2 separate regions of the Homo sapiens genome follow, and region 1 is linked to region 2. Evidence: read pairs that join two places in POLR2A ChIA-PET (ENCODE). Cell type or tissue: MCF 10A. All regions are shown on one strand. Region 1 overlaps MOB3B (MOB kinase activator 3B). Region 2 overlaps MOB3B (MOB kinase activator 3B).

Region 1 (5,000 bases), 140 kb after region 2:
ATACCTCTTCCCTATTCATATACTTATTTTAGGATTTAATTTATCTTTCACTCTTTCTGTGAAGTCTAGGGACTGGACAGCTACCTCTTCAACTTGTCATCCTGTACTTAGCATTTTACCTCTGAATAACTCACAAACTACAGTATACCCCAAACCAGATTAAAGGTATGCATTGGATATAGTGTTTAAGCACAAAAACACCCATCAGCCAACTGAGGACTGTTGTGTGAAGACTAATGTCCTGAGATGGCCAAGTACACATCAGGTGTCCCTTTCCTCCCCAGGAACACGGCCAGGGCAGCCATCAGCTAAGGAGACAGAAGCTTTTCTGGCTTCAGAATCTTTCTTAACACAGCCTCTCCAGGCAGCCACTACTGAAGGGTCAGACTTGGTCCTCCAGATGAAAAGCTTTTGTCATGTGGCCTCCAAGCCCTCAATCCACCAGGATGCCCAAACTAAATTCTTACAGATGGGAGTATCTTCAGTCTTTCTAAAGAGAATGTCACAGGAAAGTAGGCAGGAATCTCTTTTTATCCAGGTTTTAGCCTAAGTGTTAAGATCAGCAATTCTAAAACATGGTGTCAGCCCTTTGTGACAAAGTCCTCTATTATCCTGTTCATCTCCCTGCTGAATTCTTAGCAACCTCTCTCAGAGATCTGCAGACCCTTTTTCTTGGGGGAAAGAGGTAGTTTCCCAAAGCTGTAAGTGTTAGTTCAGAGAATGAGAGATGCTGACTTCATTGTTTCCCAATTCAGTGAAGCAGGAGCCGGACTTCAGGCATCTAATTCTCCTCAAATAAAGAGCTAGGGGTGACTAGACTGGAGGAAGAACATGACACACGTGTGAGGTCTAAGAACCAGAAGAAAAAAGGAGGGAAAGGGAAGGACTGGGAGTTGAAAAAATTTCAATTTGCCTTTACATGGTACCTATATTTCACTAGAGGAAAAATTGACCACGAATGTCAAATGTAGTAACTTTTCATTTCAAGTTCTTGTCCTCTCCATCTGCTCCAATTCAGAGCCCAAATGCCCGAAAAGGGCAAGATAAGATAAAGTAACGAGACCATCAACTTCTCGCAAATTAATAAGTTACCATAAATGAAAATCAAAGTGGAGGCGGATCCAGCCCCAACTGGCTGCTGTTCTTTGGGAAGGAGAGGTGGCCACTGTCCTAGAAGGCGGCCCTGCCTTCTCCGTCAGCAGCAGCCTCAGTCAGCTCTCCTGCGCTCCTGTCTCTTCTTCCTGCATACTCTGCCCCAGATTCTGACTTGAACCTTGCTAAAATACTGATTAGCCCTCTGTAAAGTTTGGCTGTCCAGTGGCACCAGAATCATAGAATAATCAGGGTAGTGGACCCTGTAATGTGCCATCAGATTCCTTTAGGACTAGGGCATTTATTCTCCCAGTTGGGAGTGTTAGAGGCTGGCAGCTTTCAGCTGAGGGCCTCTCAAAGAAGCATGCTTAGTTAGAGAGAGCCACCGCCCTGGAGGGAGTTTGCCCTCTTGGGATTGGGCAACCCACAGCCAATGACTGGCTGATGGAGAAACATAAAGGCCTTGCCCCCTTGCCTTAACTCGGGACCACTCTTCAGGCTGTCCCGGCTCCAGAGCCCCCTGTGCATCACAGCCATCTTCTCCCTCTGTTCCGTTCTCCTGCTTTCATTCCCCTGCCAGTCCTTGTGGCCATAAGCAGTCCCTAATGAACCTCCTACTTGCAAATCACAGGGTCTCAGAGTGAGATTCCTGGATAACTGAACTGTGACCATCAGACACAAAGTACAAATAGTGCTTCATCATCTTTTGCTCAACTTTAAATTCATACATTATTTACTGACATCCCTAATGCTTGCATCAGCCACATTTATACGTTGGTATTCAGCAAACACAAGAGGACATGGCTAGGCTGCCTGTCCCCCAGTCCAGTGATAACAATGCTACTGCAGGATTTGCACCATGATTTTAAAAGATGCAGTCCTCATTTTGTGTGGTTCTGATATGCACCCATTTCAGTGAGCACAATTTAAATGACACCCATCCTACAACAACCCTGTTCAAATTTCAGTTACCACAAGATATTATAGTAGTAACTGAATGAAGTATGCTCTTCAGCCCACACTACAAAAATGACAGATGCATAGCACAACCAGTGGCCAATCACATCACTTCTTTCAAAGACTGTCAGTGACTGGCCTGGTCACTGCACATCTGAGCAGTAGAGTGATACTTGGCCCTGGGGCTTGGGGAGATAAAGGAAGGACAGCAAGAAAGCAGGGCACACTAGCCAGAGGGTGGTTATGGATGACCTCCTTGACTATCAGAGTCCTGAACAGGAGCAGGGCCTTAGAAGGGGTCTGGAAGCATGTCAATCCATCCACATTCAAGCACAGGAAAAGTGGGACCAATATCAAACCTCATTATTCATTTCCCACCCCTACTGTAACACATTACCACAAACTTAGTGGCTTCAAACATCATAAGGTGATTTTACAGTTTGGAGGTCAGGAGTCTAAAATGGGTGGCAAGGCTGTGTTACTGCTGGAGGTTCTCAGGGAGAATCCACTTCCTTGCCTTTTCTAGCTTCTGGAGGCTGCCTGCATTCCTTGACTTGTGGCCCCACATCACTCTGACCTCTGCTTCTGTCATTGCATCTCCTCAGACTCTCGCTTGCCTGCCTCCTTCTCATAAGGACCCTGTGGCTACACTTGGCCCACCCTGATAATCCAGAACAATCACCCATCTCAATATCTTTAGTGTAATCGCATACACAAAATTTCTTTTGGCATGTAAGATAACATATTCACAGGCTTTATGGATGAGAATGTGGACATCTTTGGGGAGCTATTATTTTACCTACCATACCGCATCATGTTTTTGCAAATGACTGGTGTTCTCCTGGACAATGTCCTGCATTCAGCTGCTAGAATGACAGGGCTGCCTGCAAACATCTGTGTCCGTACCTAGACCTCCCCGGGAAAGGGCAAGAGTGAAGGAATGACGGCCTGGTGTTCCTGCCCCAAATCAGCTTTTCCCAAAGGGCTGCTTAAGACTCTAGTCCCTAGATACATTCTACATTAAAACCTACCACTTTCCCGTGAATGTGGGAAGTACTGCATTCACACTCTCCTTCTTGGACACTCACAATTCATATTAGCATAACAAAGATCCTGAGATGTTCTGCAGTAAAGAAATCTCTTTGACTTGCTTAACTCTGAGTTTTCTAAATGTATTTTCACATAAAATAAATTTAGGAAGAAGTTGGGAATGCTGTACTAGCTTATATTCCAACTCTGGCCAATGCTGTGCAAACAGTTCTGCATGAAGTCCACAGACCTCTCAGGCCCTCTTGAAAGCTTAATGCATGAAGCTGTCTTACCAGAATTATATTAATTCTCCTGGAGTGGTTTCTTCTCTTGCACCAGCCCTTGGATGCACTTTGGCAAACCCTGAAACTGCCTATTGACTCACACGTGCAAAGTATATGAAGTGACACATTCTTCAGGTGTCTCAGCTCTGCCTGGAAACTCATTTCCCGTAGAGCCATTTTTTCCCCCTCTCTCTTCCTTCTCTTTGACTCTGGCTCTCAAAACTAAGGGGAAAAAAATGACCAGGAAATAACGTGTCACCAATTACACGCATGGGCTTTTACCTTTCTCTCTCTTAGCTGTCAAATCAAATGCCTGGGCAGATTGCCACATGGAAACTAAAACTCTTTTTCATTTAGCAAATGAGGTGCTGTTATCAAAACAGAGAAGCATTGCCTTATTGCTGGTGTGTTCCAGGCTGCAGCTCTGGATCGCTACTGCAGTGGGATGGTTGACTCACAAGTTTTTCTTGGGAACCACTGGAAGTCTTGGAGGAACCACAGAATCTCAAACAGAAGGAAACTTAGAGATCACTCATTTAAATTTTCTTCTGGAATCCTAGACTCTTTATTTAATATCCCCAATTAAGAGGCTTTTAATTCATGTTTAACATATTTTACAACCATCATCTATCTTTCAACTACTACTCACTTGAACAAAACTTCCATCCTAGAGAACCAGGTAATTTGCCAAGCCCATACCAGGCTATGTACCTCTTGCCTGTGTCTGAAATGTCTCCTCTCATCTACCCCCATTTTTCATCATCACAATAGCCAATATTTATTGTATATGTTCATATTCTGTATGGTAGGCACTGTGCCAGACCCTTTAATTATGTCAACTTATTTAATCTTTTTTTTTTTTTTGAGACGGAGTCTCACTCTGTCACCCAGGCTGGAGTGCAGTGGCTTGATCTCAGCTCACTGCAACTTCCGCCTCCTGGATTTAAGCAATTCTCTGCCTCAGCCTCCCAAGTAGCTGGGATTACAGGCACCCGCCACCACGCCCGGCTAATTTTTTGTAATTTTAGTAGAGACGGGGTTTCACCGTGTTAGCCAGGATGGTCTCGATCTCCTGACCTCGTGATCCGCCAGCCTCGGCCTCCCAAAGTGCTGGGATTACAGGCGTGAGCCACCACACCCCGGCTAATTTTTTTTTTTTTTTTTTTTTGTATTTTTAGTAGAGACGGGGTTTCACCATCTTGGCCAGGATGGTCTTGAACTCCTGATCTCATGATCCACCTGCCTTGGCCTCGCAAAGTGCTGGGATTACAGGGATGAGCCACTGCGCCCAGCCCAACTTATTTAATCTTGACCATAGTCTTATGATGTAGTATTGCTGCTTTATAGACAAACAAGCAAAATTATTTACTGAGTTTTACTGTGACTGATACCATTTGCTGTGTGCCACATTTAAGACACTGTGCTAAGCATTTTACATTTTTATCATTGTGTCTATGAGTCAATGTTATGATTCCTCTTTTGCTGATATAGAAACAGAAGCTTCCATATGATGAGAAATTCATCCGTGGTCATACAGCTAGTAAGTGGCAGGGCTGGGATCCAAGTGCACAAGTATCTTCTATTCATACTTCACTCCTACCTTCTTGTTTTCTTTCCAGCCAGTGGGATCCTCCGTGT
Region 2 (5,000 bases):
CCTCCACAGAAACCTAGCAGCAGCTGTCTGGTGAGACACTGTAATGGGATCACCTGGGACCCCAGGGCAGGATGAGAAGGAACATGTCTGGCAGGCGGCAGTGACAAGATCTGCTTCCCTTGGGTCCCAACACTGATAATGGCTTTTCTTTGAAACAAAGTGGCAACATATCAAATGAACCCAGGGAGAAGTTCTGGCACTGCTTGGGAGCTGACTGCCTGGGCAACAGATGCTGGGATTTGGGGTTGAGGGTGCGGTAGAGCCAAGGAGAAGGTGGAGGGCAGCCACATGCAGAGTTTATGGGCTGCTTTCTCAGTGGAGAGGGGCCTGCAGAACTGCTGTTGCCACACTGGGGGCGGGTCTGGAGTCTTTGAAGCCTGAGTCCCAGAAGTGATGAAATTCCCTCTAAGATAGGTATGTTTCCTTCACATGGGGAGTCCTGTAACCCACCTGGTGACAATGCCAGGAGGTCGACATATGTTGTCTTCACAATGTATCTGTGGAATAGGTTTTATTATTCCTATTAATGTTTCATAGATAAATAGCACTGAAGCTCTTCAGCATGAATTCTGTTGCTAAAAAGTGGTAGGGCTGGGATTTGAACCAAGTCCGCCTGACTCTAAAATCCAAAAAATGAGTATTACAGAGTACAACGCTCTCTCTTCCCAGGTTAGAGGAACCACTCGATTGTCAAGCACAGTGAGGCATCTAAAAGTTACTCTTCAGTGGCACAGAGACATAAATAAGCAAAAGAAAGGGGATGGGGACAGAAGAAGGAGAAGGACAGAAAAATGTCCACAGCATCAGAAGCCACAACCAGAGGCAAGAAGAGGTCAGCTAACATACTCTGCTGCCTTCAACGAGAGTATGTTAGCTTTCTCTGCCCAGGCCTTAAGACCACAGACCTGGGATTAACAGTAAAAAGTAGTATTTACTGAGCTCTTACTATGTTCTAGGAACTGTGCCAAGCCCTATCTATAGATTAGCTAACTGAGCCCTCAGAACAGGCCTTAAATTACTTCCATCTCACAGATAAAGAAATAGATTTGGGACAATTAAGTAGCTGCCCAAGGTCACCCAGCGGGGAAATAGTAGAGGAGAGATTTAGCCAGTTAGTCTGACTCCAAAGTCCACGAGCACTGCTCACGGGCTCTGCACACACTTTTAGCTCTGAAGCCCTTCCTTTCTGGGCAGCTCAAACTCCCTCAAGTGTGCTCCCACTTCTCCTCCCCTGGTTCCAGTCTCATGGAAGCTCACCAGATGCTGGGGGACACAGGGACTTTCAGCTGTGCCAGTTTATCTGTGTGGCCCTTATAGCCAGCCCCCCTACCCTCCACACTGGCTACAGATAAGGCAAAGTTTTGGACACACTGCGGATGCTCATGGCAATTGCTGGCCCCTTTTAGACTGTCTCCAAGCGGCTCTGTTCCCCCCATCTCTGCCACTGCTCAGCTCAGAAATCTCAGCTGTGCCTTCCATTCCATACCTGGTCTCTGACTTGTCTCTGGCCTTGAAGGGGGTTTGCCTCTTGCCTATCCATTTTGGGCTATGGCTTTAGAGTAGTTGGTTTTGCAATCTGGAAGACCTAGTTTAAAATACTAACCTGACTTCTTACTAGCTACAGCTTATGTAGCCTATGTAGCTAGTAAGCAGTAGGGCTAGGATTTTAAACTAGGTCTTTAGTTTAAAATCCAGTCGAGTCTTCATCACTCAACTTTATTATAAAACTAATACACAAATTTACTTTGTAGTGTTTTTATTAGTATCTGTACTGTGCTTGGCACTCAATGGAACTTTGGGAGTAAGTTCAACTTTCATTATTTCCCACCTGAACTCCTCGGGTAGGTAGGACTCCAGGCTCAGAATCTCTTGGCTCTGGCTGCTAAGTCAGGCCCCACTCTTCCACCATTCCCTCCCTCCCATGTAATTCATTCTTCAAAAGCAAAAGCTGCAAACGGTTCAAGTTGAGACATGTTCAGCATGCACTGCAGTCACCCCAGGCCAACTCCAGACACTGCAAAGAGGTTGGGAGCCCTCAGGAGCCTAGGAAACCCCACTGGGTTCTCTGCTGAGTCAAAGACAAAATCCAGCTCACAGAGAGTGGGAAAAGAACAGGAAAGCTACATGCATTTGAAAAATTCTTATATTTATTGATGGTTCAGAGGCCAATTCTACAGTTTGCATACTATTTTCACCCTTTTCCCTTCTGCCTTACAGACGTCCAGATTTGTGTGTGTGTTTTAAATAAACCTCAGAAGGTGGGACTTGGAAGAGGTTATCCCTTCAGATGGCGAGACCTCGGATGTCCACCCCTTCTGCAGACTCTGGAACTTTCTCATTCTATGTAACTAACCTCATGGCAGCAAGATAGAACAAGATACAGCTTGCTGACCCACTCCCTTTCCTGGCAGGCTCCAGAGAGCCAGTTCATGAAAACTGATTGATTTGAGGTGGTTTTCTTTCTTCATGGTGCTGCAAAGAAGTATCCAATCTCCATTACATAACTAAAAGAAAAGGGAATTCCAAATGAGGGCTGATCTGTGTATGTGCAATGTCATTTAATTCCAGTGACACCCTGAGTAGTGGAATTATTATTTCAGGTTTTTCGTTTTTTTGTTTGTTTGTTTTTGTGTTTTTTTGAGATGGAGTCTCGCACTTTCGCCCAGTACAGTGGCAGGATCGTGGCTCACTGCAAGCTCCGCCTCCCAGGTTCATGCCATTCTCCTGCCTCAGCCTCCCAAGTAGCTGGGACTACAGGCGCCCGCCGCCACGCCCGGCTAATTTTTTGTATTTTTAGTAGAGACGGGGTTTCACTGTGTTAGCCAGGATGGTCTCGATCTCCTGACCTCGTGATCTGCCCACCTCAGCCTCCCAAAGTGCTGGGATTATAGGCGTGATCCACCACGCCCGGCTCAGTTTTTTTTTTTTTTAAATGGAAACTGAGGCTTAGCTCAGTTAAATCATTTGCCCCAGGCCACAAGGGTAAAAGGAGATAGAGATTTGGCTTCAAAACTCAGGCTCTTTCTTCAGCATCCTATAGGTTCTATGGTGTCAGGGAAGGTGAGGGACAAGAATACCATTTTATTTTAATTTATTCATTGTTTAAGGACAGGGTTTTACTCTGTCACCCAGGCTGGAGTGCAGTGTCACAATCACAGCTCACTGCAGCCTCAGCCTCCTGGGCCCAAGCAATCCTCCTGCCTCAGCCTTCCAAGTAGCTGAGAATACAGGCATGCGCCACCATGCCTGGCTAACTTTTGTAAATGTTTTTGTGGAGACAAGGTCCCACTATGTTGCCCAGCCTGGTCTCAAGCTCCTGGGCTCAAGCGATCCTCCCACCTCAGCCTCTCAACATGCTGGGATTACACGTGTGAGCTATCTTGTCCAGCCAAAAACACCATTTTATGACCTGCACTTAGCTTGCTTGTGGAAGGAGCTCAAAAAATGTTTGTTTTAAAAGAATCCAGCTCAGCAATTGGAAGAAGAAAGGCAACTGGATCACCTCGAACGGACACTTGGCTAGCTACAATGGCATCCTGGACCTGGGGAGCTGTGCATGGCTGGGTCTGAGCAAAGGGCAACCCGTGTTCTACATGGCACAAGTGACCCAACATCAGGACCATAACCAATGCCCTCCTTCTGCCTCATGAGTACATAAGACACGATAGACCCTCCACTTCAGTATTCCCCATTATGTGTTTTAAAAATCACTATTCTTGAGAGATCCTTGGCTAAAAAGAGAGGATTCTGAGACCAAATATATTGGCAAAAATGCTGTTTTCATAGAGGTTTACAACGTACCCAAGCATAGTAAAGGATCTGAGAATATCTGTAGCAAAAAATCCTATTTAAATCTGGATTCCCCTTTGCTTATAATAGCTATTGATTTAAAACACAGAGTCTGTAACCAGAACTCCTAGGCTTTATTTCTACCTTTACCACTTATTCACAATGTAGCCATATGCAGATGATGTAGTGTCTCCAAGCCTCACTTTCCCCTTAAAGAATATATCCCTTAAAGAAAAATGGGGATATATTAATGTTATTTGTAGCTTAGGGTGTTGTGCAGATTAATTACATAAACATCTAAAAGGTTTAGCTTACTGCCTTGCAGTATTCTATTGTGAATTGTTAGTTTTAGTATCCCATTGACCAAATGGTCTTTGTGACAAACTTTGGGATTAAATTCCTGGCTATTTATTTTCATGATAGCAGTCTTGGCATTAATACATCAATTCTGGACTTGCAAAAAACTTACAGTGGCAGGTACTAAATAAGCCCTGGAGTATAATCTACCTTGCATTATTTTCTACTAGTTTCTCAAACTTATGTCTTATATTGCTGTAAGTTCTCTGAACAAAGGGACTGTGTTATACTTTGATTCCACCTTTGAAAGCACCTGGCACAGGCAAGGCAGGGAATACTTCATCGATCAAAATTGAATCAGAAAAGAGCAGTGGTCTTATTTAGTCAAGATGTGAATCCATCATCTCCTGTTTGGGGGAGGCAAAAAAAAAAAAAGAAAACCCACAGCAGAAAGGATAGCTTTTTGCCAGACTCCTGATATATATAGTCCTGGCATGGAAGGCTGCATGTTGCTTTTGGGGAGAAGAGAAAACTTTGCAATGAGGAACACTGTGATCCAGCCTAGGGTGTGGAAAGGAAAAACTCTGAAACTTTCTTTTTATCATTGAAATCTTCCTTCTTCTCTTTTTTTTTTTTTTTTTTTCAGGTAGTGAGAGTTAATTTTCAGTCACTGTACTCAGAAAGTTAATGCCAGACAACATTAACCAGCAGTCCTAACTGAAATAGATTGTATATCTTAAGGGTTTGGAGTTAGATTTTGACTAGTCTTATAATAATCCAGACAAACCATCAGCAATAATACCAGACTGTTAGATATGTGCCTGTATTGATGATATAGAAAACAATCTTTGATTACAAGATCTCTAAGTGATTTGCAATCAATAATTGAGACTCAGAACATGCCCTTCTCTCTA

What was found. Peaks named below come from ENCODE experiments on the same cell type or tissue, not always from the same donor. Only the 100,000 strongest peaks of a DNase experiment are listed, where the experiment ranks them.
Region 1: POLR2A ChIA-PET joins it to region 2 with 5 read pairs; 3 of 35 experiments call an interaction of 5 or more read pairs at or near these places.

Annotation. Positions count from the first base shown.
Region 1 is chr9:27,502,324-27,507,323 of GRCh38, forward strand. All of the region lies in intron 1 of MOB3B (MOB kinase activator 3B), which reads right to left. Among named protein-coding and RNA genes, the nearest start is that of IFNK, 19 kb to the right of the region's middle. In MCF 10A, no CTCF peak of the experiment used is centred here; no DNase peak of the experiment used is centred here.
Region 2 is chr9:27,360,655-27,365,654 of GRCh38, forward strand. The region is part of intron 2 of MOB3B (MOB kinase activator 3B); the gene reads right to left. Among named protein-coding and RNA genes, the nearest start is that of EQTN, 66 kb to the left of the region's middle. In MCF 10A, no CTCF peak of the experiment used is centred here; a DNase peak (open chromatin) is centred at 1,987.